Regions from separate parts of the Homo sapiens genome. Here all the other regions are linked to region 1. A link is a loop called in an ENCODE intact Hi-C map of the cell type or tissue named here. Cell type or tissue: endothelial cell of umbilical vein. All regions are shown on one strand. Each heading gives the region's core, and the rest is flanking DNA. Links, peaks and the distances in the headings are about the cores only.

Region 1 (10,280 bases), core at 2,763-7,762:
TGTCCAGCTGTTCCCCGGGCATGACGTAGCCTGACATGTGCCCTTTTCACCCAGTCACTCATGCATTCATCCACAATGTGCTTTCCTAGCCTGTGCCGGCATCGCGCTGCATCCTGGGGTGTAAGGCCCCTGCCCACAAGGCTAGCACACTGGGCGCAGAGAGACTCTGAGTAAGGACATGGTTTAATGGGATAACTAGAGATGGCGGTAAACCAATGCAGTGGCTGAGAAGCCTCTCCAGGTGGGTGAAGTGAGGAACGGGGGTGCAAAGACCATGGGTGGGAATATAACTTGGCCGTGGTGAGTGAGAATTGGGGGGTGAAGGCCGACCATGCACAGCCTCAGGCTAGGGTAGGGCATAGGGATTTCACTCTCTGTGTCTCTGCAGCGTGGTAAGCAGGGGAACGGTATGATGTGGCTTAGGTTTTAAGTCATCCCGTCTGGCTGCTGTGTGGAGTGGTTACAGGGGAGCAGGAGTCCAGCTGGGGGCCCACAGTGCCCACCAGGAGCTGCTGAGAGAACATGTTCAACGAGGTCCGGGAAGTGACTGCTCGATTCTGCCAAAAGAGGGATGGCGCATGGGTGACCTGACAGGAGAATTCAGTGGCATCCTGGTAACAAGTGGCAGAGTTTGCCAGGGGGGAGGCAAAGGAGTGGATGAGGAAGTGAAGGGGCGTTGATCTAGGGGTATATTCGTGTACTGATGGGTGGCTTCCTGGTGCTGCTCTGACAAAGCCCCACAAACCTAGTGGCTTAAAACAAGCAGGGCGAGAAGGCTGACTTCCAGGTGTGGGCCACGCTCCTGCCAGAGGTTCCAAAGGAGGATCTGTTGCCTCTTCCAGCTTCTGGTGGCCATCCTTCATTCCTTGGCTGTGGCCTCCACCTTCAAACGGCCTTCTCTGCAGATTTATCTTCTAAGAGTGCAAATGCATTAAGAGGCCGCCCAGATAATCCAAATAAGCTCCTTCTCTCAAGATCCACAGAAAGCAGTATTTGTGGGGTTTTGGTTGGTTGTTTTTTGTTTTGGCCATATAAGGGAATAGTCAGAGGTTCTGGGAATTAAAATATGGACATACGTTTTGCAGGGGGCCATCATCCAACCCATTACCATGGGAATGATCTGGAAGAGAAAGGTAACACTGATGCAGAAGGGTGAACCCAAGGAGGGAGCTCTTGGGAAAGCTGGAGGATACAACCCAGAGCCAGAAATCTTCCTGCCAAGCTTTTTTATTTTTTATTTTTTTTGAGACAGAGTTTCGCTATTGTCACCCAGGCTGGGGCTCACTGCAACCTCCACCTCCTGGGTTCAAGCAATTCTCCTGTCTCAGCCTCCCTAGTAACTGGGATTACAGGCGCGTGCCACCACGCCCGGCTAATTTTTGTATTTTTAGTAGAGACGGGGTTTCATCATGTTGGCCAGGCTGGTCTCGAACTCTGACCTCAGGTGATCCACCTGCCTCGGCCTCCCAAAATGCTGTGATTACGGGTGTGAGCCACCGTATCCAGCCCCTGCCAAGCTTTATTTCGAACATTACCAGTGAATTTTATGGGACGGGAATTATAGCTTAATTTTTTGTGTATGTGTGAGACACAGTCTCACTCTGTTGCCCAGGCTGGAGTGCAGCGGTGTGATCCTGGCTCACGGCAACCTCTGTCTCTTGGGTTCAAGCAATTCTCCTGCCTCAGCCTCCCGAGTAGCTGGGATTACAAGCGTGTACCACCACACCCAGCCAATTTTTGTATTTTTAGTAGAGACGGGATTTCGCCATGTTGGCCAGGCTGGTCTCAAACTCCTAGCCTCAACTGATCTATTCGCCTTGGCCTCCCAAAGCACTGGGATTACAGGCGTGAGCCACTGTGCCTGGACTATAGCTCAATTTTTTTTTTTTGAGGCAGAGTTTTGCTCTTGTTGCCCAAGGTGGAGTGCAATGGCGTGATCTTGGCTCACTGCAACCTCTGCCTCCCGGGTTCAAGCGATTCTCCTGCCTCAGCCTCTCAAGTAGCTGGGATTACAGGCACCCACCACCACACCCAGCTAATTTTTATATTTTCAGTAGAGACAGGGTTTCACCATGTTGGCCAAGCTGGTCTCGAGCTCCTGACCTCAGGTGATCCACCCTCTTCAGCCTCCCAAAGTGCTGGGATTACAGGCGTGAGCCACCGTGCCCGGCCCTATAGCTCAATTTTTTTAAGTTTTGAAAAACATTCAGAACCCCCCGCCAACTCCTACCCTAAGCACAAAGTCTTGCTAAGAGGTCTTTAATCCCTACCTCAAAGACCAGATACGTGAGGCACAGAGAAAAGCCTCAATGTGGCAAGAGCAGAGAGGGTGACTGGGCAGGGTCCAGGGACAGGTCAGATACACGGCACTGGACCCATTCGGCCAACTAAACCCTCCCGGATCCACCCTCTTTCAGCTCCACTAGGAAAACAGCTGGCCTCAGCCCTGCCAGAGACTCAATGCCACAGGGCCAGGGAAACTGGGTCTACAAGCAGCGAAGACCCCCACAGTGGGTGTGGCATGAAAGGAACAGGATTCAAGCAGGGAGGAGGAAGTGCTCCTGCCTGAGGGTGAAGTGAGAGCTGGGAGCAGCTTTGGGCATGGCCCACACCCTCCTGCCTGTACACGTCCACCTCCCCCAGCCCAGGAGCTACACGCCCACTCCCGTCGGCACCACTGGGGACTGGAGCCCCCCGCCGCCAGGGCCCAACATCAGGAATTGTCTATGGACTTGAACCAGAGGCAATGGACTTCTGTTTGTGGCCAGCCCTGTCCTGAAGGCAAAGGGCCAGGCCAAGGGCGTCATATTTGTCCCTGGCATTCCCTCCGGCTCCCCTCCCTTCTACACTGTCATCTGTCACATCAGTAAACACCTTGGCAATGCGGTGGCAGGTGGGGGCTGTGGTCTCTGCGGCCACAGGCCTCACACTTGGAGCCCTCGAACCGGGAGGAACTGGGGGTAGGTCCCAGGACTGTCCTAGCCTAAGCCTTTAGCCCTCACTCCCTGCACCTCACCCTCCTTATTGCTTGGCTTCAAAGGGGACACACCTCCTCCCAAACAGGGCACTTCCAACTTTACTCTCACCTGGAGTTCCACAACCCCAGGAAGGCCTCAGGGCCAAGTCAGTGCTTGGGGCGCCATGCACCCAGCCTGTGTCAGTCAAGTGAGGAAAGCTTCAGGCCCTGAATCTAGGAGGATTCTTAGATCGCTGGACCCAAATGTCCCTGGTTAAAGATCCCACTGCTGGAATCCCCTCGACACCCACTCCAGAGATTCTGATTCAGTACAACCAGGTGAGGCCCTGTAATCTGTATTTTAACCTCTTCCCAAGGGGCCATGAACTGCTAGGCCAGCTGAGGGAAGGCCTGCCCCAGGCACCAGCCCCTGAGAGGGAAGCCCTGGGGGCCCTAGTACACCTCTCCCACCCACCAGGGTTGGGGTGGTGCTGTGGCCAGGTCAGACGACTAACTCTGGGGCAGGGAGCTGGGGACTGCCTGTGCACCTCTTCCAGACCTCCAAGCTCTGGACGGGCCAGGAAGGCAGGATGGGGCGAGCCTCAGTGTTCTTCCCTCCTGCCCTTGGCAATGCAAAGAAGCTCAGGGCCTGTGATTCACAGCACTTTCCCCTTAACACACCCACACCCATTTTTTTCAAGACCTCACCCAGCACAAACCAGGACAAGAAGGAACAGATTTAAACTTTCATGGAACTTCCTGCTCCCTGTGGCCTGGGAGATTGTTCCACTAACTCCTCTCTGGGTCTCTGGTCTCTGCCAGGGCAAGTCCAAGGGGTTTCCATTAGATGGACAACTCAGGCTGGGGCTTGTGACTGCTCTGCTGGATGCAAAACATCCAAAATGCCATCAAGTAACAACGATGACACCAAAAGGCAGGGAAGGGATCCAGAAGAGAGAGAAGAAACTGCTGTCCTCCCTAAGCCTTGGAAATCCCTGGGCTGTCACACCTGATGGGAGACATAAGGCCTCCTGGTCCAACAGCACGGGCAGCAGCACATGGAGTGGCCAGACACCCACATAAGGCTCACAGCCCTCCCAAGCAGGAGGCTCCTGTTCCTGCTGGGACCCACGAAACAACCTGCAAGGACCAGGCCCAACACATCTGCCTACTCAAATGGCCTCTGGGAGCATTCTCCGGCTCCATTCCCACAAACACATTCCCCTACAACCACCAGTTTACTGCAGGCAGGCTCCTCCTCCCAAAACAGCAGAGCACTTTTCTCCCTGACTCCTAAACACGGTGCCACACATGGCCTTGCAGAGTGGCCTGATGGCATGGGTGGGGACACGGTGCCAGCTGTGAGTTCAAGCCCCGGCTCTGACACCCATCCCTGATACACCATCCTGGGCAAGACTCCAACCTCCCTGGGCCATCACCCCTCCTCTACGAGATGAAGGTTACAGCACCCGTCCTCTGGTACTACTGCAAGGACTGCTGGGGACACGTTTATTATAAACTGTCTGCACAGAGTTGGCACCCAATAAATGAATTCCTTCCCTTCCTTCCTACTCTGTGATTTAGTTTCCCTGTCTCAGCTCCAAATTTAAAGAGATCTCAAGCTCTCCTCAGAAATGCCAAAGTGGCCCAGGCACCAAAGACAGAGAATAAATACTTTCAACAAACTCTCAATGTTGAAGTCATCAGCTCCAACTGGGAATCCACTCTGGTCGCTGGCTGACTCCATCCCCTGAATCCTAGATTTTCTCAGTGTGGGAGAAAGAGTGGACAAGTAAGTTCGCCACCATTTTCTGCACTTCTCAGCCCGCTCCCAACAGGGCAGCAGGAGATAAATAGTTACACAAGGGCAGTGAGGCTGTAAGGCCGTTTGCCAGACACGAGGAAGCATTGTAACTCCTTTTAAAAGTATATAATCTGAGTCCGTAGCGTTCCCCAAAGTTAACGGACACCTTCCCCTGGGATGGGCCGGGCCGCCTCTCCGCAGCAGACACGTTCTGAAGCTGGCTCATGCGTGTCCATTCTGACGGTGCGAATGCCCAGCGTCCAAAGTTGCCTTGCCCTTAGTGGGAACCTCCCGGGCCTCCGGGAGCCGCAGCACTCACGGGACTGCCGCTGCACCGCCGCTGCGGGCGAGTGTTAGGAACGGCCTTCGTGGCAGGAGTGGAGATGTGATCACCAAAACTCCCGCGCCCCGGGCTCCACCCGCCCACGGGGGTGACGCTTTCCCCGGGGGTGACGCTTTCCCCGGGGTTTCCACGGCGCCTCCCCGGGCGCCGGGGACCGCACTCCCCGGACCCCCTAGAGCTGTCCCTACGCAGATCTCCTTAGAGCGACGCGCATCTGGGATGTCTTGGGTGCCCGGGCGCACTGGTCTAGCGTTGCGGGGTGGCCAGGCTGGGAACCAGCCCTCCAAGCGCCCCGCGCGCCCCCAGCCTGGCCCGTCTGGGGCCCCCGAGGGAGGAACCCCGGCCTGGAGAAGACGACCCATTTCGGAGCTCCGACGGGGCCCCGAGTTCGGGCGACGCCGAGCGCCTCACCTGAGCGGGACACAGATGGCCAGGTATCTGTCGACTGCCACGGCCAGAAGGCTGAAGATGGAGCTCTGCGTGAGCACCAGCACGAAGCAGGCGAGGAAGAGGCAGCCGTAGAAGTCAGTGCAGAAGCCCAGGCTGATGGTGATGGCAAAGGGGATGGCGAAGAGCCCCACGGCCACGTCGGCCGCAGCCAGGGACACCAGGAAGTAGTTGGTGGGCGTCTGCAGAGTGTTCGCCGTGCCCACCGCGGCGCACACCAGCACGTTGCCCGCCACCGAAAGCGCGGCGATGACCAGCTCCAGCGCCACGTACAGCGCGTCCTGTGTCTCCAGCAGCATGGCCGGGCCAGCTGGGCCCCGGGCGCCCCCTACCGAAGGCGCGCCGGGCGAGGGGCAGCCGCGTGAGACCCGCCGGGCATGGCCATAGCGCCCGGACCGCGCCTCCGCCTGCCGCTTCTGAGCCTCGGGGCTGGGGCGCTGGTGGCCGGGACCCACGGGTCGGGGCCCCCCGCGGCCAAGAGGCGGCACCCATTGGCCCGCGCGCCCGCCCGTCTCGGGCTGGGCGGAGCACCACCCACTCGCCCGAGCCCAAAGTTCGCGCCCGCGCGGGGCCCCTCCGGTCCAGGCGCCGTGCCGCGTCTTGGTGGCGGCGGATAACTAACAAATTGCCCCAACTTCCCGTCACGCTCGAGCTCGGAGGCTGTGTCCCAGTGCTCGCACTGCCTTCCAGTCCGGGCGACTCCTGGGATGGGGCCGGGCTCTGCCCGGGGCGCCAGCAGGTCCCAGGAGCCGCCGCGAGAGGACCCCCCAGGGCCGCGCAACCCCGGGCGGGGCGAGCTCACTCCAGGCTAACCCTGCGCACCCCGGGCAGGCCGACTGGATGGGGGGCTGCCGGGCAGGCAGGGAGCCGAGGCCGCAGTCCCCGCTCGTGCAGCAGTCTCGGGCAGCGCAGCACCACCGGAGCTGTCTCCAGGCTGCGGGGCCGGACTGCAAGGAGCCCTCGGGGGCTGCAGCCCCCTCCGGCCGCCTCCCAGCGAGGCTCAGCGCTGTTCTCCACCCTCGCCCGCGCCACTGCCCCTACGGCCCCGCTCTGCCTTCTACCTTAAGACAAGCTCGTGGCCGTCCCATCCTCGTCCACCGCCCGAAAATACCAGTGTTCCCCGGGCCCTCTTTTTTCTTTCCTTCACACTCACCCTGGATCGGCACAGGCTCCCGAGGCCTCCCACGTGGCCCTCACACCCTTAACTCCCAAATCTCTTGCTTCAGCCCTAACAGCCTCCTGAGGGCCAGATCCTAACACCCCACTGCCGACTCTCGCCAGGAGAGAGACTGGTGCCCCCAAATCCAACAAGACCAAAACCAAGCTCATCTCTAATTCTCCCCAAACCTGTGCTGCCGCCTTTTCCTGGGACCCTGTTCGTTATTGACCTGGCAACCCTCACCCACCCTAGGAAGTTTGCTGACACCCTGAGCCTTCGCCTTTCTCCACGTCCCAATGATCAGCAGTGCTGCTGGTTCTGCTTCCAGAGACTTGCTTCCTTTTACCCCCAAAGTCCTGCCCCGAGTCCCTCCTCACCACCTGCTTCTACCATCCCTCCCTCTCTGCCTGTGGGTCCTCAGCTTCTGCAGCCCTCACCAACACCATTGTTCTAGAGCACTCCTGGCCACGCTATTTCACCACCCGAAAGCCTTTGCTGACAGTCACCAAAGAGGATGGGTAAGGAGATTTTCCAGCAACAGGAAAAGATGCTTGTAAAATCATGTAAAGCAAAAATCAAAACATGGGGTGACTGCTAAAGGGTAAAGGATTTTGTAAAGGATTTTTTAGGGTGATAAAAATTTTCTCAATGTGGTGATGGTTGTACGGTTCTGTGGATATACCTCAATGCCACTGAACTGTACACTTGAAAGGCATGCATTGTGTGGCACATAAATTATATCTCAATGTAGCTGTAATGACGACAACATGGCTCACGCCTATAATCCCAAAACTTTGGGAGGCCAAGACAGGAGGAACATTTGAGGCCAGGAGTTCAAGACCAGCCTGGCCAATGTAGGGAGACCCCATCTCTAAACAAACAAATAAAAAATAAATCAGCCAGGCACGGTGGCAGGTGCCTGTAGTCCCAGCTACTTGGGAGGCTGAGGCAGGAGGATCCTTTGAGGCCAGGGGTTCGAGGCTGCAGTGAGCTGGGATCATGCCACTGCATTCCATCCAGGCTGGGCAAAAGAGGGAGACCCTGTCTCTAAAAAAAGACAAGAAGAAGAAAAACCCCTCTGCCCTCCACAGGCATAAACAGTCACATCTGCCCTTGCACCAACGAGGACAGCAAAATGTCAAAAACACACACAGTAGACCTCCTAGCTGGGTGGGATGATTACAGGGAATTTTTTTTTCTATTTCCCTTGAGGTTTTGTTACTTCCATAATGAAAACAGTTGATTTATATATCAAAATATTGGCAAGCCCACACATTCCGTGTCCTGGTCACGTGAGTTCTGGAATCACCTGCTCCACCAATCACGTTCCCACAGCAGTTGACACAAACTTCTGCTGCCACACAGAAGGCCAGAGAGATCAGGCAGCTCCTCCAATAGCACTTCCTTGGAGTGGCAGAGGGCAAAGGGTTAGAGGAGGCTTCCTGGGGTACTGGCTTTTACAGAGTGAGGGAGGCTTCACAGTGGGGTGGTTCCAGCTATACCAGGCAGAGGTGGTAGTTAGGAGTTTGCCCAGGGGTGCCATGCCCAGGAGAGTGAAGAGAAAAAGGCCTAGTGGAGAAGGCTCTGGCTGCCAGGCTGGAGAGCTGGGCCATCCTGCTGGGATGCCAGTCCGCAGAGGTCACAGGACGGGGCGGGGATGGTCAGAGCAATATCCAAAGGAGTGAGTGGAGATTTTGCAGAGGGAGAGGAGGCGAACGGTGTCTGGCTGGTTGCTATGAGTGGTTCCTGCACGCCCTGCAGCTGCTGGGCCTGGGCTCTGCTCTAGCATTTCCTGTGCCCAGAATCACCATTTCCCCTTTTCAGAGCCCAACCTCCATCAGGAAACCTTCCCTGAATCACCCAATGTATTAGGCCATTCTTACATTGCTATAGGGAAATATCTGAGACTGGGTAATTTACAAAGAAAAGAGGTTTATTTGGCTCACAGTTCTGCAGCCTGTAAACCATAGTGCCAGCATCTGCTTGGCTTCCAAGGGGCCTCAGGGAGCTTTACTAGTGGCAGAGGGTGAAGTGGGAGCAGGCATGTCACATGGGGAAAGCAGGAGCAAGAGGTGGGGGGAGGTGCCACACCTTTTTTAACAACCGGATCTAGTGAGAACTCACTCACTATCATGAGGACAGCACTAAAAAGGATGGCACTAAACCATTCATCAGAAACTGCTCCACTGCTTCCACTAGGCCCCACCTCCAACACTGGGGATTACATTTCAGCATGAGATTTGGGAGGACAGATTTCCAAACGATAGCACCCAAGTAGGAAGTCTCCAGCACAGGGCTGTGCCCTGTTCCCGTCTGTGTTGCAGTCCACTGAGTTTCAGGTCCCCGGTGTCCCTCACCAGCAAAGCTTTCCCTTCTCCGTCCTCTCCCCACCCCAGCCCCACCTGGTACCCTCTGACTCACACAACAACCCGCCCCTCTTCACAAAGTCTTTGTGAAATGAATCATACATTTTCCTGACTCCTTCAACCCCTGATCCACGCTAGGATTTGAGCTGGACTCACTGGGTCCATGGGGGTGCCAATTATTATTATTAAATATTATAATAATTATTATTAACAGGTTATTATTCAGGAAACACGAGGAGGAAGGGTGGAATCCGAAGAGAGTCATGGCATTTAGTCTTTTTTTTTTTTTTTTTTGAAACAAGAGTCTCACTCTGTCACTGAAGCTGTAGCACCATGGTGGGATCATAGCTTACTGCAGCCTCAACCTCCTGGGCTCAGGTGATCCTCCCACCCCAGCCTCCCAAGTGGCTAGGACTACAGGTGCACACCACCATGCCTGGTTAATTTGTAATGTTTTTGTAGAGACAGTGTCCCACTATGTTGCCCAGGCTGGTCTTGAACCCCTGGGCTCAAGCGATCCTCCCATCTCAGCCTCCCAAAGTGCCGGGATTACAAGTGTGAGCCACTACACCCAGCTGGTTTAGTCTTGAAAGCAATTGGTGTGCAGGGAGCAGAGCCCAGGTCTTAGCAACAGAGACTCCAGGTTTGATTCCCAGCTCTGCTGTTGATGTTGGACAAGTCAATTAATCTTTCTAAGCCCCTATTTCTTATGTATAAGATGGGATAACAATATCTACTTCACAGGGTCAGGCTAAAAAGGGGCAGGAGGAGCCATCTGCCATCTGACTACCTCTAGATCCTGACTCCTGGAAAACAACTGCAGTGATGAAAGCATCTGGTTAGGTTAGGACTAGAGCCCTAGAAACTCAAGTGGGACTTTCACTGGTGAAAGTGGAAGGGTATGCTTCCTGAACAAACTGACCCTCCGTGGACCTCTTCCAGACTGCTAGTACACATCGTCTCATCTCTCACCCCTCTCATCCTGCCTCAACTGCCAGAGCAGAATCCAGGTGACATACAGATGGTCCCAGAAATATCATGACAGGCCCAGGTTCTCTCTTTCTGCTCTGCCATCTTCAGTAGCTTTCCTCTTAGGCTTGTTGCCACATGGTTACAAAAAGGCTGCCACAGCTGCAAGCATTGCTTGCTCATGCAACCTCATTCAATGCAGAAGAGGGCTAGCCTCCCTACCGTTTATCATGAGG
Region 2 (7,226 bases), core at 1-5,000, 97 kb after region 1:
ATTCTGGCAGGAACAGAAGCTCCTTTACTGGACCAGCATTGAGATGCTCTGGGAACCCTTCCTGGAAGCTCAGTGGACAGAGCCTACTGCCTTCTCCAGCCCTTCCAGTACCAAATGCCCTGGATTAAATCCCTTTCTGCTTAACTACAGTGATCTCTCATATTTGCAAATGAATCTTGATCCACCCTTATGCAGAAATAGCCCCTTTAGTGGTCAAAAAATTGCATAAGGATCTTCACTTTATTGTTTACCCCAAGTAACCTAAAATCTATCAGTAGAAGTATGGCTATATAAATTGATGTGTATTATATAACCTTTACAAAAAGGAATCATTTCTCCAAATGTTGCAATGTAAAGATGTCTCAGACATATTCCTTTATTCATTCAACAAATATTTGTTGAGCTTCTATCATGATGTGACCATGTTTCACTCCCTGTTACCGACAAAAGATGTGTTAGCAAGCAAAATAAACAAAAATCTTGGTCCTCACGGAGCTCACATTCCAATGATAAAGTGAAATGAGTAAGTGTTGGACTAACGTGTAGTATAATCCAATTTACACAACACACACCCTCTCTCTACACACACAGACACAGACACACACACACACACATATGTATAAAGAAAAACATCTAGAGGGATATACAACAAACCATAAGCAGTGGTTATTCCTGGGGCTCATCTACCTGGCAGGAGAGACAGCAGCTGCTGGGGAGGTCCTCATTGGTATTTCGCTTAGGGGGCTTCTAAGGGCCTTATGGACAGAAGTATTCTGTCCAGTTCCATCTGCCAAGAAAAGAGATGGGAACATTTACATGTTGTTCCAGTTCAAAATAGCAAATAATACTTTTTGATTTACCTCTTTGGTGACTTGAGAAGTATTCCATGGTGTTTAGTGTGATATTTATTATTCTTTTCTCCTCTGGACTAGAGCTGAATTGGAGAAATGAGAGGGGAGGAGGAGTTAGCTGAGTGGAGGCCAGTCCTAGATGTAGGACAACTGAGTAAAACGAATATGTTTAAATAATGAGGTGCCTAGGGGAGGAAGGAACAGGAAAGTTCTTGCACAAACTGTGACTGTTAATTCATTTCCCATTTTCACTGACTCACTCACTGGGCTTTCATGTCTTTCAATATGTGTAGTTTAATCTTCATTTAATTTAATTGCAAACTATTTTAGCAGAGATAATAACCGGGTACATTCTAGGATTAATTTTTACTACAGCCTTTTTTTTTTTTTTTTTGAGACAGAGTGTTGCTCTGTTGCCCAGGCTGGAGTGAAGTGGGGCGATCTCGGCTCACTGCAAGTTCCACCTCCCGGTTCATGCCATCCTCCTGCCTCAGCCTCCTGAGCAGCTGGGACTACAGGCACCCACCACCATGCCCAGCTAATTTTTTGTATTTTTAGTAGAGACGGGGTTTCACCATGTTAGCCAGGATGGTCTCAATCTCCTGATCTCGTGATCTGCCCGCCTCGGCCTCCCAAAGTGCTGGGATTACAGGCGTGAGCCACCGCGCCCACCCTACTAGAGTCTTTCAATACAATGGCATGTTCATTGAAGTCCAGGAAGAAAGATACTGTTACAGTGGACAGATGCATATTGTTTCTTCTATTTGCTATCTTTATGTGTACAGTATATGTATGAAGTATAGCTATGCATCTTTCTCATACATGAAGATAAACATGACTAAAGGGGTATTGTGAGTCTATCAGAAAATTCCAGGAAACCTGGGAGCACACCAAGATCAGAAGTGACAGATCAACACAGGTGCTCACATACAAGACCAGGTAGAAAAATGTCTAGCAGGCTGCAAGATGGGGATGGCCAAGGGTGCCTACAAAAGGGTCAGGTGCACAGTTGTGATGCCTGGTTTCCTTGGAGATGAAGCCTCTGGCTGACCGTGCTATTTCTCATGAAATAAGAAAATGGCAAATAGTAGTGACCTGAATTTAATGGCTATGAGAGGCAGAAAAGAAATGAGGCAAGGCAGGAACTGGAGAGGAGGAAGAGGTAGAGAGGAAGAGGCTGCTTTTGTGTTACTCATGAGTCAGGCTCTCCATCAGTGCCTCCCCGGAGCCTGGGCCAGGCTCCTGCCTGCAGCGGCTCCATGTGGTAGTACCTGGAAAGTGCCCTTGTGGTTGTTAACAACGTGGGGCCAGGGTACAGTCAAGAAACGTTTGATATGTCGGGCCAAAGTTTGAATGTGGAACTTTGCTTATAGAAAAAAATGATTAAATACCAGGGCATCCCAAGTCAAATGACTTGATGAGTGACTTATGGTGGTCATGGGCTCTGAGGGCGTTGGAGATGTTCTGTTAACACACACACCAGGCCACTGGCCAGCAGCATCGACCTTGGGGGACTCTGGCTCTTCATCCACAGGTCTGCACGGCAAAGGTCAAATCAAACTGAAAAGGTGGAAGACGTCCCCATGGGAGAAAAAGACACAGAGGAAAACAGAGCTGATGTGGAGAAAATAAACAAAGCTGGAAGGGAAATTCTAAATTTAACATCCTATTTTCTCTACCAGCTTTGCATCAGGAAATAATGTAGGCATTGCTCTTGATTTTTTAAAAAGCTGTTTCTTGAGAAACGGTCAAAAATGATATTTTTATATGTAGAATGACTTGACATTAGCTCTAATTAAGAAGTCTGTATGCTGCAAATTGTGAAAAAATGCAAATGTTACTGATCATAAACATTTTGCTTATTGTCAATGGTGAATGCAGTGGATTGGCTTGTTGGCAAATGCTCCAAACCCCACGTGGCACACAGAGGCTGGAAAGATGAAATCTCAGAGCTCTCCTGCAGCTGGGATTTTGGGCGTGATTTAAGTTCCATCATCAGAAAGACTTGAGCGAGACCCGGAGTGGCACCTGAGTCAGGGGGAGAGAGGCAGGGCACAGGGCGTTCACTATGTGCACAGAGACTGTAGCAGAGACAAGATGCTTCTGGTGCTGGTAACTGTGGTGGCACCTTTCCAACTGGGTGGGCAGCTTTCTGAAGTTAAGGCTCCTGTCCTGGTGGAGGGAGCAGGTTCCCTGGTGGTCCAATTCTGTGTGGAGACTTTGGGAGCTGCTCCTGGAAGCTCAGCCCTCCCAACAATTCTGCAAGCCATTTAACGCTTTTCCGTCTAAGCCAACGAGAGTGCAATCCATTATACACAACAGAATCCTGACTCAGACATTCTGTCTTCTAAGCCTAAGAGTCGCAACACAACTCTAAAATAACACTGCATTCTGCATGAGCTGAAGCTCCTGCTCTCACCCAAATTCCCTGGTGTGTTCTTTGTGAGGTTTCTAAGTGTAAGCACAGACTCACAGAAAGTCTTTTATGATAGATCATTGACCCAATCCTCAATCCTCTCATGTATGGCTCCCTTATCTAGGGGACTTTGGCATGTCATGTGATCTCCCTGTGAATGAGCCAAGACAAGGACTCCCAGCCTTCTGACTGCTAAATCATTGCTCTCTTCATTACATCATATTGTCACAGCTGTTTTGCAAGATGACTAATTTATGAGAATAGTTCAAACAACGTATCTGGAAGTAGATTTTTAAAAAGGTCAGTGGAAGTTTAAAATATTTATTTACTGATTGTTTTGAAGTTAATCTAGCTACTCATAAGCTTCTGTGGTTGAATTTACGGTGTACTTAATTCTCTAAGCTTTCCTCTGTTGCTCTGTAAACATGAATAGAATACATTTCACAGAAACAGAACTTAAAACAGTTAACCCACGCTGTCTTACACTCTTGACTTCACAGCCCCTTCTTCTGAGTGGAAAAAAAATCAGTAAACTGAAAACTTCATTGGAAGAAACCATTAGGAACTTAACAAACTGTAAGGGGTTGGGTTTTTAAATAATTTTTAAAGGTTTACTGACAGGAACTGGTTTTCACATTTTCCCCTTTATGTTACACAGAATAAAATCAGGTTGGCAAATATGCAGAAACAGAATGAAATCAGGTTAGGTCTGAGGAGAAAAAAATCTCTGTCTGTGCCAGCCATTCTCAGGAAGGTCATCAAGACACAAAACGGGCCACCTTCTTATCAGTCCATTTAAATGACTTGGTCCCAAAGGCCTCCAAGGACAATCATTTTAAATAACTCATGTTCATTTTCTTCTTTGATAATTTAATAAGAACAAAATAGAGAAGCCTACATTCTGCTGAGGTATTCCTTTCAGTTATCTAAGTTTCTCTGCAATTCAAAATATTGAATGATAAATAGACTCATTCAGAGTGTATAAGAAAAAAGCAAGGCCACAAGAATTAATTTCCAGTACCCCTGTCTTTGGGCATCCTAAAATGTTATTTCAAATGCTCAGTCTGCTTGGCTAGAACAATACGAGTCAGTATGAGAAAGCCCTGCATCATTTAAGCAGATTAGAGAAATACTCACTAAATACTCACCATGTTATATAATTGTGTGTGTGTGTGTGTGTGTGTGTGTGTGTGTGTGTGTGTATGTGTATGTGTAGGTGTATGTGTGTAGGAGGCATTCACAAAACAAAGCCTGAACTGAATAACCAAAGAAAATCGTTATTAAGAATGCTATTAGTGGCTGGGCATGGTGGCTCATGTCTGTAATCCCAGCACTTTGGGAGGCCGAGGCGGGTGGATCACTTGAGGTTAGGAGTTCGAGACCAGCCTGACCAACAGAATAAAACCCCGTCTCTACTAAAAATACAAAAATTAGCCCGGTGTGAGTGATGGCACACATCTGTAATCCCAGCTACCTGGAAAGCTGAAGCAGGACAATCACGTGAACCCGGAAGGCAGAGGTTGCAGTGAGTGGAGATTACTCCCACTCCAGCCTGGGTGACTGAGCGAGACTCTGTCTCAAAATAAAAAATAAAAATAAAAATAAAAAAAGAATACTATTAGTGTCCAGGCCTGGTGGCTCACACCTGTAATCCCAGCACTTTGGGAGGCCGAGGTGGATCACTCAGGCTGGAGTGTAGTGGCAACACCTCGGCTCACTGCAGCCTCAATCTCCCAGGCTCAAGTGATTCTCCCACTTCAGCCTCCAGAGTAGCTGGGACTAGAGATGTGCACCACCACACTTGGCTAATTTTTTTTTTAAGAGATGAGTTTTCACCACGTTGCCCAGGATGTTCTTGAACTCCTGGACTCAAGCGATACCTCTGCCTCAGCTTCCCAAAGTGCTGGGATTACATGCATGAGCCACTGAGTTTGGCTCTTTCTTTAGTTACATCACTGATGAAATAGTTGCTTTGTGTTTAGGGGCTACATTTAACACAACAAAATGAAGCATGTGTTCTGCTTGTCCCCAGAATATAAAACTATGTTAATAACAGAAAATTTCACTGAAACAAATATACATACATAATATGGTTTGGTTCTGTGTCCCCACCCAAATCTCATGTTGAATTGTAATTCCCATTGTTGGAGGTGGGGCCCAGTGAGAGGTGACTGGCTCATGGGGGCAGTTTCTAACGGTTTAGCACCGTCCTCCTAGTGCTGTCTTGCGATAAGAGTTCTCAAGGGATCTGGTTGCTTGAAAGTATGTAGCACCTCCTGCTTCATTCACTCTCTCTCCTGCCAGCCATGTGAATATGTACCTGCATCCCCTTCACCTTCCACCATGATTGTAAGTTTCCTGATGCCTCCCTAGCCATGCTTCCTGTGTGACCTGTAGAACTGTGAGTCAATTAAACCTTTTTTTTTTTTTTTTTGAGATGGAGTCTTGGCTCTGTTGCCCAGGCTGGGGTGCAATGGAGTGATCTTGGCTCACTGCAAGCTCTGCCTCCCGGGTTCATGCCATTCTCCTGCCTCAGCCTCCTGAGTAGCTGGGACTACAGGCACCCGCCACCATGCCCGGCTAATATTTTTGTATTTTTAGCAGAGACGGAGTTTCATCGTGTTAGCCAGGATGATCTCGATCTCTTGACCTTGTGATCTGCCTGCCTCAGCCTCCCAAAGTGCTGGAATTACAAGTGTGAGTCACTGTGCCTGGCAATTAAACCTTTTTTCTTTATAAAATACCCAGTCTCAGGTAATTCAATTTTTTTTTTTTTTTTTGAGACTAAGTCTTGCTCTGTCTCCCAGGCTGGAATACAGTGGGGCAATCTCAGCTCACTGCAACCTCTGCCTCCCAGATTCCAGCGATTCCCCTGCCTCAGCCTCCCAAGTAGCTGGGATTACAGGTGCATGCCATCATGCCTGGCTAATTTTTGTATGTTTAGTAGAGATGGGGTTTTGTCACGTTTGCCAGGCTGGTCTTGAATTCCTGACATCAAGTGACTCTCCTGCCTTGGCCTCCCAAAGTGCTGGAATTACAGGCATGAGCCACTGTGCCCAGCCTCAAAGTAGTTCTTTATAGCAAAGTGAGAACAAACTAATACAGTATAACTCCACTGTATATGACAGGCACAGTACCATGTGTCTTAAAAATGTTATCTAATTTAATTTTCCACAAAACCTCCACACATTATCTCTTATTTTAGAGGAAAATTTGATGATGGTCACATGGTTCATGAATGGTAAATCTGGGATGCAAATCCAGCTCTGGCCAGGCCTTTCTCAAATTTTCTGTTGTGCACAAGTGTTCTGTAAGAGGTATACACGGTTCCAAAAATAATGCTGATGGTATTTCTTCTTAAAATATAATAATATTTAAGAAAAAACATTCCCAATATTTCTTTCAACATTCCTATTTTTGTACAATAATCTGTTCTTACAAGGTGGCAACCCATACCTGTGAATAACATTTGGAGGCCAGACTTTCTGATGGTGTGTCACACACAGCAGGTGACACGCACGCACCCTATAAGCAGGCAGCGTCTCCACAGAGCACAACAAGGTGCACGGCCCTCCTCACTGAACGCTGGTCTGCCTTCTACGTCTTACCTTGTCATTTAAGACCACATACATATATGTCTGTAATTATTTCCCTTTAAAACTTTTATTTAACCTCTCTAATTTGTTGCTTTCTTTGTTATATTAGAGAACAGAGTCTTCAATTGCCAGTGATTGTCTATAGCTTTTACTTCCTCAAGACACCACTTTACGTTGTTTATTCTGATCCAGGCACAGGTGAGCTCCTATACAAGATTTTTTTTTTAATGTTCAGTAGAAACAGGGTTTTGCCATGTTGGCCAGGCTGGTCTTGAACTCATCACATTAAGTGATTCATCCACCTTGGCCTCCCAAAATGCTGGGATTACAGGCGTGAGCCACCATGCCCAGCCCATGATGATT
Region 3 (10,280 bases), core at 2,414-7,413, 120 kb after region 1:
CCAGGGAGCCCCACGCACAGTAATTAAGTGAAAAGCAAGCATGGCCTGGGTGCCCACTAGACTCACGGAGGGGCAGCTCTGCTGGAAACCACCCTGCCGCAGCCCTGCACATCCCCCAGCTCCTTCTGCAGCCAGGCATTCTCCTCCTCCTTCTCCTTCTCCTCCAGCAGTTCAGCAGTTTCCTCTTCACAGTGCCCAGCTCCTGCTGGGCTTCTCACTTGACATTGTTGGCCACTGCCACCGCAGTCTGCAGATCCGGCTGGAACCACCTCCATTCCATGGTCTTCTTCTGAAAATGCCAGAGCCCAACCCTGTGTCAGATGCCTGCCAGGGCTGGTGCCTGGGCAGAGACTCCAGAGCCCCTGTATCAGTCACCAAGAAAGAACAGCCAGCAGTGCTTAGTGAGGCCCTGCTTTCACGGTGTCTTGCTGCTAGGAAAAGGCACTGGTGGAAATTACACCTTCAGGTTATGAGAGCTCTCCATCCTGACAACAAATGACTGCTTTGATTTTACTTCCTGCTGGCAAGAACTTACAGTTTCAGGACCCATGTCATGAAAATGTTCCAAGATAAAGCAGGATAGAGAGAGTGATCCAGACCTTGGAGGGGTAATTTATAGGAAGATGGTGGTGAAGGCTCCTGCCACATCTCCCCTGTATCTGCTCAGTCAGAGTCTTTAGCTGCCTCCCCAGATCTGACTTCTGTTTCTCCAGCTTGATCACATTACCTAGAAATAGACAATTCAGACAGGCCTTGGAAGAGTTGTGAGACTCTTGAGAGAAGATAAGTCAGGTAGCAAAGGGGCAGCTCCACATGCCACAGCAGGTGTTCAAATCTACTCTAAATGCATTCTACTCTAAATGCAACTTTTAGCAATTTCAATTTACCCTGCAAAGAGGGGCTGGAAGCAGCAAGTTCCTCCAAAATAGGGAACACGATGATCTGAAAAACACATGGTGCATATTGAGGTTACAGTCTCAGCAGACAGGATGCACAACCAAATAGCACTACGGGAAGAGGCCTCCTTGGCCACACACACTTGCACACCGAGCCCGGCCTCCCTCGCACTCACACGCAATCATCCTGAGTGTCCTTTATTGCTGTGAGATAGAGGCTTTCACATAACAGAGCACATGACTGCTTATTCCTCCTGTGGTTTGTAAAGCACTTTCCAGAGTCGTGGGTCTCAACGGCAGTTAAGCCTCTGAATCATTGGTGAAGCTTTTCAAAAGCACTGATGTTCTAGTCCACACTCCAGACACCTGGAGGCAGAATCTCCAAGGGCAGACAGAACCCGAGGATGTGTGCATTTGACATCTTCCCAGGTGGCTTGCCTGCCTCTCCCTACTTAAGGACACCTGCAACCCTTCGTTCTCCTCGCCTCCAATTCTCTCCATATGGCTATCAGAGTCATTCGAGTTTAAATCTGATGGTGTCAGTCACCAAGCTGAAATTCCTCAATAGGTCCTCATGCTCTAACCTAGAGCAGTTTTCTATGAAGGCTGTGAATCAGAATCACCAGAGAAGGCTAAAAAGATGCTTGTGGGCAGGTCCTACCCCAGCAGTTCTAGTTCTAGTGGGCCTGGGAGTCTGAGTCTGGGATTATTCTGCTGAGTAGAAAACACCCCCTAATTTCCTTTCATTTTTCAGTCCATTTCTCTCCCATCAGGATCTCATGGGAAGGAGTGATCGGTCTAGGGCTGTGTCTCGGGGTCTCTGAGCAAAAAGATATCTGAATAATACTTCAAAATCCTTTTAAAAAGTTTAACAGCTTTTCAAAAGATGGCTTGGGTTATTGTCAGTCCTGGATATATGATGATATAACCACAGGGGTGGGCCTAAATTTTGCTGTGGACATTAATTATACACTGGTTTTCTTGGTGTGTCTGTGCTGACTTTTAAGGATTTAGGGACAATACAACCCCATTCTCAACAGCAAAATATCACAAAAACAAAAACAAAACAGAACAGAACTTGTCTTCTTTGACTTTTCTTCACAATCATGGTGCTGGGTTTGGAAGGATACACTGATGATAATGGTGTCCAGGTTTTCAGCTGTATCCTGAGAACAGCCTGGATGGCACCGACACTGAATGCTGAGGTTCCACAGTTCTACTGCGTGTCATGTTCAAGAAGAAACGAGGCAGGTGCTGTCAACTCTCACTCTAACCAACTAATCAATATCTGGAATACACAGTCAATTCTCAGGTTCGTGCACAGAGTTGCATCTGGCAATATCTCCATAAAACAAGCAAGTCTCATCAGCAGTGGAAACTCATTCTTCCCATTTCCTTCTTCCTAACACTGAGGAAGTATTTTTAAATTTTTCCTCAGTCTCCTGATCTGCACAACCTGCCTTGCCTGCAACGTTAACCATTCTCACACCTTACAGCCTTTCGAAACCTAGGAGCCGACCAGCACTAACCAAGAAGGATTTAATATTTTCCTGACCTGAGATGATGTGCACGTACGTGTCTTTGGTTTTCAGTCTCACAATAATGTTGCCCACTGCTTTTTAAAATTGGCCGTCTTCTCATGAATCCATAAATTTGGCTGCTTTTCCATCTTTTCCACAGCTGCATCACACTCTACAGATGTCCCTTTAGCATGTCAGGGCAGCTTTACATACATATTGTTGAACTTCCTCTCCCTTTCTCTGATGTACTGTGTTGTCGATTCAGTAACTCAGGCTTAACAGCACAGGAGCTCATGCCTTCAAGAAACTTCCGTAACATACGTGTCTTCTCTGCAGGTCTCTCTCAGCCTCCCTGCGCTTAGGGACAGTGGACAGCACTGCAGCACTGCAGCACTGCACTTGGGGCCATTTTAAACAGCGAAGTCACCAAAACCACGCAAAAAAATGCTAAAAGCACAGTACTAAACAGACCATGGAAAAGACATATGTACAGTATGAGAAGGTAAAGTGTCTGTCTGACCTCAGTGGGGAGCATAAGCACTGGATGACTCAACGTTTTCACTTCTCTGTGCATGTCCAAAAATGACAAAAATGACTCAGTGGAAGTACTCTGCCTGTTGATTTGGGGGTTAAAATACATTTGAGCAGCTGGGCGCAGTGGCTCATGCCTGTAATCTCAGCACTTTGGGAGGCCAAGGCGGGTGGATCACCTGAGGTTGGGAGTTCAAGACCAGCCTGACCAACATGGAGAAACTCCGTCTCTACTAAAAAAATACAAAATTAGCCGGGCATGGTGGCGCATGCCTGTAATCCCAGCTACTCGGGAGGCTGAGGCAGGATAACCTCCGGTGAGCCAAGATTGCACCATTGCACTCCAGCCTGGGCAACAAGAGCAAAACTCCATCTAAAAAAAAAAGAAATTTTTAGCAAGCAGGTGAATTCACAAATGTGCAATCTGTGAATCTGTGAATAAGGAGGATCAACTGCACGGTGTGGGGAACTTCTCAGGCAACTGACCAGGCTATTCTTAGTAATGATTGGTGTGACCTAAATGCTTTGCCCATTAAACCTTTTTTTTTTTTTTTTTTTGAGGCAGAGTTTCACTCTGTTGCCCAGGCTAGAGCGCAATGGTGTGATCTCAGCTCACTGCAACCTTCACCTCCTGGGTTCATGTGATTCTCCTGCCTCAGCCTCCTAAGTAGCTGGGATTACAGGCACCCGCCACCTCACCTGGCTAATTTTTGTATTTTTAATAGAGACAAGGTTTCATCATGTTGGCCAAGTTGGTCTCAAACTCTTGACCTCAGGTGATCCACCCACCTCGACCTCCCAAAGTGCTAAGATTACAGGCGTGAGCCACCACACCTGGCCATGTCCATTAAGTCTTTTGTCACAAAAGCGAAGCACATTAGATGTGATAATTTGATAAGGCTCATTTGGACAAAGCAGGCAACGTTTAATCCCTTTTAAAAATTTCTTTTCCCAAGTCAAAGTAAACAATGAGCTCATAAGCCACATAATGATGCCTCTTCAGCAACTAAGTGGCCAACATCTGTAAGTTACTTGATATCCTACCATCAATGGCACACATGCAGGAATTGTTTTCTTCCTTAGACCAAGAGCACACATTTTTCATCCACTCTGACACCTATCATCCAACTCTATCAGCTCCAAGAGACAACACATTGTCAATGCTTGGTGACAACACAGTGTCAATGCTTGGCAAGGTATTTCTTCTGAATAACCCATTCCTACCCCACAGAATGTCCTTAGGAAAAGTCCCTGTGAACTCTCACACAGTCACAGCTGAAGTGTCCCAACTTGTGGCCTCCAAGCCGATCAGGCTGCTCAGAGACAGTGGCAGCAGCATGGCTCACACACAGCACATCTAGCACAGACAAGAAACATTTGTGGCTGGGTACAGTGATTCACATCTGTAATCCCAGTGCTCTGGGAGACTGATTTGGGACAATCGCTTGAGCCCACAAGTTTGAGGCTGTGGTGAGTATGGTCATACCACTGCACTCCAGTCTGGGAAACAGACTGAGACCCTCTCTCTAAAACAACAACAAACAACAAAGCATTTGCTATTTTTCACAGTCACTTATGTTACTTACTCTTTTCTTCTGTTATCCAGTTTTCAACTTAGTTTAAGAGATTAATGATTGTTTCTTAGGTGACATTCTTCCCGGGAGATTATAGCACACTCAAATGAAAGACTCTTCATAAACCCCAGCCAACACACGGTCAAAAACCTTCCCACAGTCACCCACTGCTGCTGGGTTCTTTAGTGTCCTACTCACTTCCAATCCACATTTCACCTGGGCTTGACCCCACTTATTTTTTAGCTCACTGATAAGTTGAGTACTGTGTAACTTGATAACCCAGTGCTGTTCCACCTGATCTTCCAGTGCAAACATGGTTTCTTTCATGTCTTTGATCTCTGCATCACTCTCTGATGATGCTTCTTGCAGCTTTAGGCTGGTTCTGTTTAGCTGTTCTGCTTGGTGATTACACATCTCCTTCAGGTATGAATAATCTTTTTCCACTTAAAATAAAAGGAAAGTTCCCTGGTCAGTTTAACAACAAAGTTCCCGCAGCGATCAGTCCACTACAAGCCAAAGCCCCATCATGACACAATATACCCATGTAACAAACCTGTACACGAACCCCCTCAATCTAAAATAATACATCACAAAAAACCCCTGGCAAGTCAGCAGCAGGCTCATGGACACAGTGGCAAAGACGCCTTTGGCATGTGCTGTTTCTTGCATTATTAGCCTCAGAAACAGCCGAGGCCACGAACAGTCAGAGAAACATGATGTATGCTTCCAAATGGCTGGATTCTGTACCCCTTCCTACAAGCGAAAGGGAAATCTGCACGCATTTAAATATTCCTCTTTCCTGCAGCTGGGGGAGCAGTGCTTCCCTGGGAGGCACTGGCCCTGTACCAAGAGGGCTGCCTGGTGTGGCCGCCCCACCGCACATCAGCTATGGGGTGGCGCCCTCTGCTGCTGAGCTGTGAACAACGCCCCTGAAGCAAGGCTGATCTTCAATCTCCTTAGCCATAAGATACTTAGCAGTAAGTTACAATGTTTCTTTAGAGAAATACACTATGAACCTGATAGAGAACCACAGTGGAAGGCACAGAGCACTGAAACATACACATACCAGAAGCAGAAAAGTGGCACAGTACAGTCCTTCCACCTGTTCAATTTTTGATTGTTAATATTCTAAATATACAGGAAACTACCAAGAATAATGATAAACAGGTACTCAGACTTAACAATAGTTAAATTTTGCCACATTTGCAAAATCTTTTTATTCTAGGAAGAATTTTTTAAAGCTTCAATGTACCCTCCCACCTCAGAGAGTAATAAGCATTATCCTAAAATTGCTATGTGGTCATCCCTTGAATGGTTTTTCACTTTTACTATATATGTATGTATCCATGATAATGCCTAGTATTGTTCTGGGTGTTTTGAGTGTTTTACACAATGTTATATATACTATATTGTGCTTTTAGAGTGTCGGGTTTGTAACATGGTAATATGCTCTATCCCTCACCATCTATGCTTATTATGCCCTTGCACCTTGCTTTTAGCTGTGTTTTCAAAATGTATCCATACTGGTACACATCCTGCTAGGTGGCTACTTTAGTTGCTGCATAGTATTCCACTGTCTTCAGAAGAAACTATCAACAGAGTAAACAGACAACCTATAGAATGGGAGAAAATATACATTGTTAAGGTATATATTAACAAAGGGAAGCCAGGCAGGTGGCTCAGGACTGTAAACCCAGCCCTTTGGGAGGCCGAGGTGAGTGGATCACCTGAGGTCAGGAGTTCGACACCAGCCTGGTCAACATGGTGAAAACTCCGTCTCTACTAAAAAATACAAAAAATTGGCCAGGCACGGTGTCTCACGCCTGTAATCCCAGCACTTTAGGAGGCCGAGGCAGGTGGATCACTTGGTCAGGAGATCGAGACCATCCTGGCCAACAGGGTGAAACCCTGTCTCTATCAAAAATACAAAAATTAGCTGGGCGTGGTGGCATGTGCCTATAATCCCAGCTACTTGGGAGGCTGAGGCAGGAGAATCACTTGAACCAGGGAGTCAGAAGTTGCAGTGAGCCGAGATTGCGCCACTGTACTCCAGCCTGGTGACAGAGTGAGACTCTGTCTTAAAAAACAAAAAACAAAAAATTAGCCAGGTGTGGTACCAGGCGCCTGTAACCCCAGCTACTTGGGAGGCTGAGGCAGGAGTATCGCTTGCACCCTGGAGGTGGAGGCTGCAGTGAGCCATTGCACTCCAGCCTGGGCAACAAGAGTGAAACTCCATCTAAAATAAATAAATAAAAATAAAAAGGAACGCAGCAAGAAGATATAACAATTATAAATTTATATAAACCTAATAGCAGGATCCCAAAGTATATTTTTAAAAATTGACAGAATGAAAGGGAGAAATACTCTTACACTAATACTAGGACATTTCAATACTTCACTTTCAATAATAGAACAACCAGACAGATCAATAAGAAAATACAGGACTTGAACAACACTACAAACCAACTGGACACAACAGACACATACACAACACTCCACCCCACAACAGGAGAATACACATTCCTCTCAAGTGCACATGGTACGTTCTCCAGGATAGACCACATGTTAGGCCACAAAACAAACCTTAACACATTCTTAAAAATTTAAAATAATTCAAAGTATCTTTTCTGATCACAATGTTATAAAACTACAAATCAATAACAGAAGGAGAACTGGAAAATTCACACATGTGGAAATTAAACACACTCTTTCTCAACTGGTCAAAGAAGAAATGACAAGGGAAATTTGAAAATATCTTGAGACAAAGGAAAATGAAAAGGCAACATGCCAAAAGTTATGGGATACAATAAAACAATGTGAAGAGGGAAGTTTATGTAAACGCATACACTGAAAAAGAAGAAACATAACCAGATCATAACCTAATTATACACCTTGAGGAAATAGAAAAGGAAGAGCAAACCAAACCCAAAGCTAGCAGATGGAAATAATGATTACAGCAGAGATAAACAACATACAGATGGAAAAACAATAGAGAAAATCAACAAAACCAAAAGCTAGCTCTTTAAAAGATCAACAAAATTAGCAACACATTAGCTAGACTAATAAAAAGACTCAAATTATCAAAATCAGAAATGAAATTTGTTAAGAAAAAGAGAAAACTCAAACTATCAAAATCAGAAAGGAAATTTACTAAGAAAAAGAGAGAAGACTCAAATTATTAAAATCAGAAGTGAAATTGGAAACAGTATTACTTATTTTATGAAAATAAAAAAGATTATAAGAGAATACTATGAACAGCAGTATACCAATAAATTTTATAACCTGGATAAAATGGGCATATTCCTAGAAACACACAATCTACCAAAACTGACACATTAAGAAACAGAAAATCTGAATAGACCTACAACTGGTGAGGAAGTGAGGAGACTGAATCAGTAATAAGAAACCTACTGGCCGGGTGTGGTGGCTCACACCTTTAATCCTAGCACTTTGGGAGGCCGAGGCGGGCAGATCACTTGAGGTCGGGAGTTCAAGACCAGCCTGACCAACATGGAGAAACCCTGTCTCTACTAAAAATACAAAAATTAGCCAGGTGTGGTGGCACATGCCTGTAATCCCAGCTACTCAAGAGGTTGAGGCATGAGAATCGCTTGAACCCGGGAGGCAGAGGTTGCAGTGAGCCGAGATTGTACCATTGGACTCCACCCTGGGCAACAAGAGCAAAACTTTGTCAAAAAAAAAAAAAAAAAAAAAAACAATGACAAGCACAAGACCAGATTGCTTTACTAGTGAACCCCACCAAAACATTTAAAGAATCAACTCTAATTCTTCTCAAACTCTTCCCAAAAATCAAAGAGGAGGGAACACTTCCTAACTCATTCTATAAAGTCAGCATTACACTGATACCAAAGCCCAATGAAGCCATCACAAAAAAGAAAATTACAGACCAATATGCCTTAAGTATTTAGATGCAAAAATTCTCAATAAAATATTAGCAAAGTGAACCCAACAGCATATCAAAGAAATTATTCACCATAACCAAGTGGAATTTATTCCTGGAGTGCAAAGATGGTTCAACATAAAAAAAACAATCAGTAAAATGCACCACATTAAAAAAATTAAAAGGCCAGGCATGGTGGCTCATGCCTGTAATCCCAGCACTTTGGGAGGCTGAGGCGGGTGGATCATGAGGTCAGGAGATCAAGACCATCCTGGCTAACATGGTGAAACCCCATCTCCACTAAAAATACAAAAAATTAGCCGGGTGTGGTGGCGGGTGCCTGTAGTCCCAGCTACCTGGGAGGCTGAGGCAGGAGAATCGCTCAAACCCAGGAGGCAGAGGTTGCAGTGAGCCGAGATTGCACCACTGCACTCCAGCCTGGGTGACAGAGTGAGACTCCATCTCAAAAAAAAAAGGAAAAAAATTACAGAAAAAACTATGTTCATCTCAGTTGATGCAGAAAAAACAATTTAAAAAATCCAATACTTTTTCATGATAAAAACACAAGAAACTAGGGTAGAAAGTAACTTCCCTATCATGATAAAGGCCATATTTGAGAATCCCACAGCTAACAACATTCTCAGTGGTGAAAGAGTGAAAGCTTTCCCCTAAGATCAGGAACAAGATCAGGATGCACACATGTCACTTCTCTTCAACATAGCCAGAGCACTTATGCAAGAAAAAGAAATAAAGATATAAACATTGGAAAGGAGAGCATAAGAATATCTCTGTTCACAGACAACATAATCTTCTATGTAAAAAACACTAACAATTCCACTCAATGGGGAAAAGGACAGTCTCTTCAACAAATTACGCTGGAAAAACTGGCTATCCATGTGCGTGAATGAAGCTGAATCCTTATCTGACACCATATACAAAAATTAACTCAAAATGGGCTACAGGCTAAAACTATAAATGTTTTAAAAGAAAACACAGGAGAAAAATCTCCATCAACTGAATTTGGAAATGATACTTTGGATATGGCAACAAAGGCACAGACAATGAAAGAAAAAAATTAGATAAATTGAACTTCATGAAAATTATAACTTGTTTTAATTTTAATAGGACCAAAGGATACTACTGAGAGAGTAAAAAGACAAGTCACAGAATAGAAGCAAATATTTGCAAATATTAAAACTCAACAGTAAGTAGTGTGCAAAATGAAATTAAGGGCTGTAAAAAACAATACTGAATAGGCAAAGTACTTGAGAGTTGTTAGTTGGCTCAAGAAATCTAGAGAGAAGTGGAAGTTCAAAGAACGTGGGTGGTGTTGTGTGTCTGGACTAGACCGTGGGCTTCCTGAGGCCAGGGACTCTGCCATATATACGCATGGTAGGCTCTCTGGCAGTATTTGTTGGGTGGATGCATAGGTGACTAGGACATTCCAACTGGAACGCAGGTTGGACCCATACCGCAAACAGTCTTCATTGCTAAGTAAGAGTATCCAGAATATATTAGTATCCAGAATATATTAATATAAAGAATGCTTATAACAGAATAACGAAAAGACAAATTTCAAGAGACATTTTACCATAAAAGACATATGACTGGACAACAAGCACATGAAAAGATGCTCAACATCATTTGTCACTAGGGAAATGCAAACCCAAACCACACTGAGATACCACCTCATACCCCCTGGGAAGGCTAGAGTGAGAAAGATGGTCAATAACAAGTGTCAGTGAAGATGTGGAGAAATCGGAACCCTCGTGCACGAAGTAAATTATAAAATAGTGCAGCTGCTCTGGAAAGCAGTTTGGCAGGTCCTTAAAATGCTAAATGTAGAATTATCATATGA

What was found. Peaks named below come from ENCODE experiments on the same cell type or tissue, not always from the same donor. Only the 100,000 strongest peaks of a DNase experiment are listed, where the experiment ranks them.
Region 2: a loop joins it to region 1, with 6 times the contacts of the local background. A loop is called at or near these places in 3 of 110 quality-filtered maps.
Region 3: a loop joins it to region 1, with 7 times the contacts of the local background. A loop is called at or near these places in 10 of 110 quality-filtered maps.

The regions. Positions count from the first base shown.
Region 1 is chr17:15,940,818-15,951,097 of GRCh38, reverse strand. It overlaps ADORA2B (adenosine A2b receptor), which reads right to left and starts at 5,968. Exons shown (of 2, transcript NM_000676.4): 1 at 5,515-5,968. The coding sequence starts at 5,849. RefSeq lists enhancers at 1-259, 5,151-5,965 and a silencer at 5,793-6,412. In endothelial cell of umbilical vein, for the core only: a CTCF peak has its summit at 5,857 (motif pointing left); DNase peaks (open chromatin) are centred at 4,847, 5,867 and 6,247; H3K4me3 peaks cover 1,931 bases; H3K27ac peaks cover 1,690 bases.
Region 2 is chr17:15,844,132-15,851,357 of GRCh38, reverse strand. It overlaps LOC105371557 (a long non-coding RNA gene), which reads left to right and starts at 3,480. Exons shown (of 4, transcript XR_934263.3): 1 at 3,480-3,567; 2 at 6,973-7,061. It also overlaps a transcript of ADORA2B not described here. In endothelial cell of umbilical vein, for the core only: a CTCF peak has its summit at 2,115; a DNase peak (open chromatin) is centred at 2,117.
Region 3 is chr17:15,824,053-15,834,332 of GRCh38, reverse strand. LOC105371557 (a long non-coding RNA gene) reads left to right here. Exons shown (of 4, transcript XR_934263.3): 4 at 2,753-2,821. It also overlaps the pseudogene SPECC1P1. Among named protein-coding and RNA genes, the nearest start is that of LINC02087, 11 kb to the right of the region's middle. RefSeq lists an enhancer at 5,244-5,538. In endothelial cell of umbilical vein, for the core only: a CTCF peak has its summit at 5,386 (motif pointing left); a DNase peak (open chromatin) is centred at 5,462; H3K27me3 peaks cover 183 bases.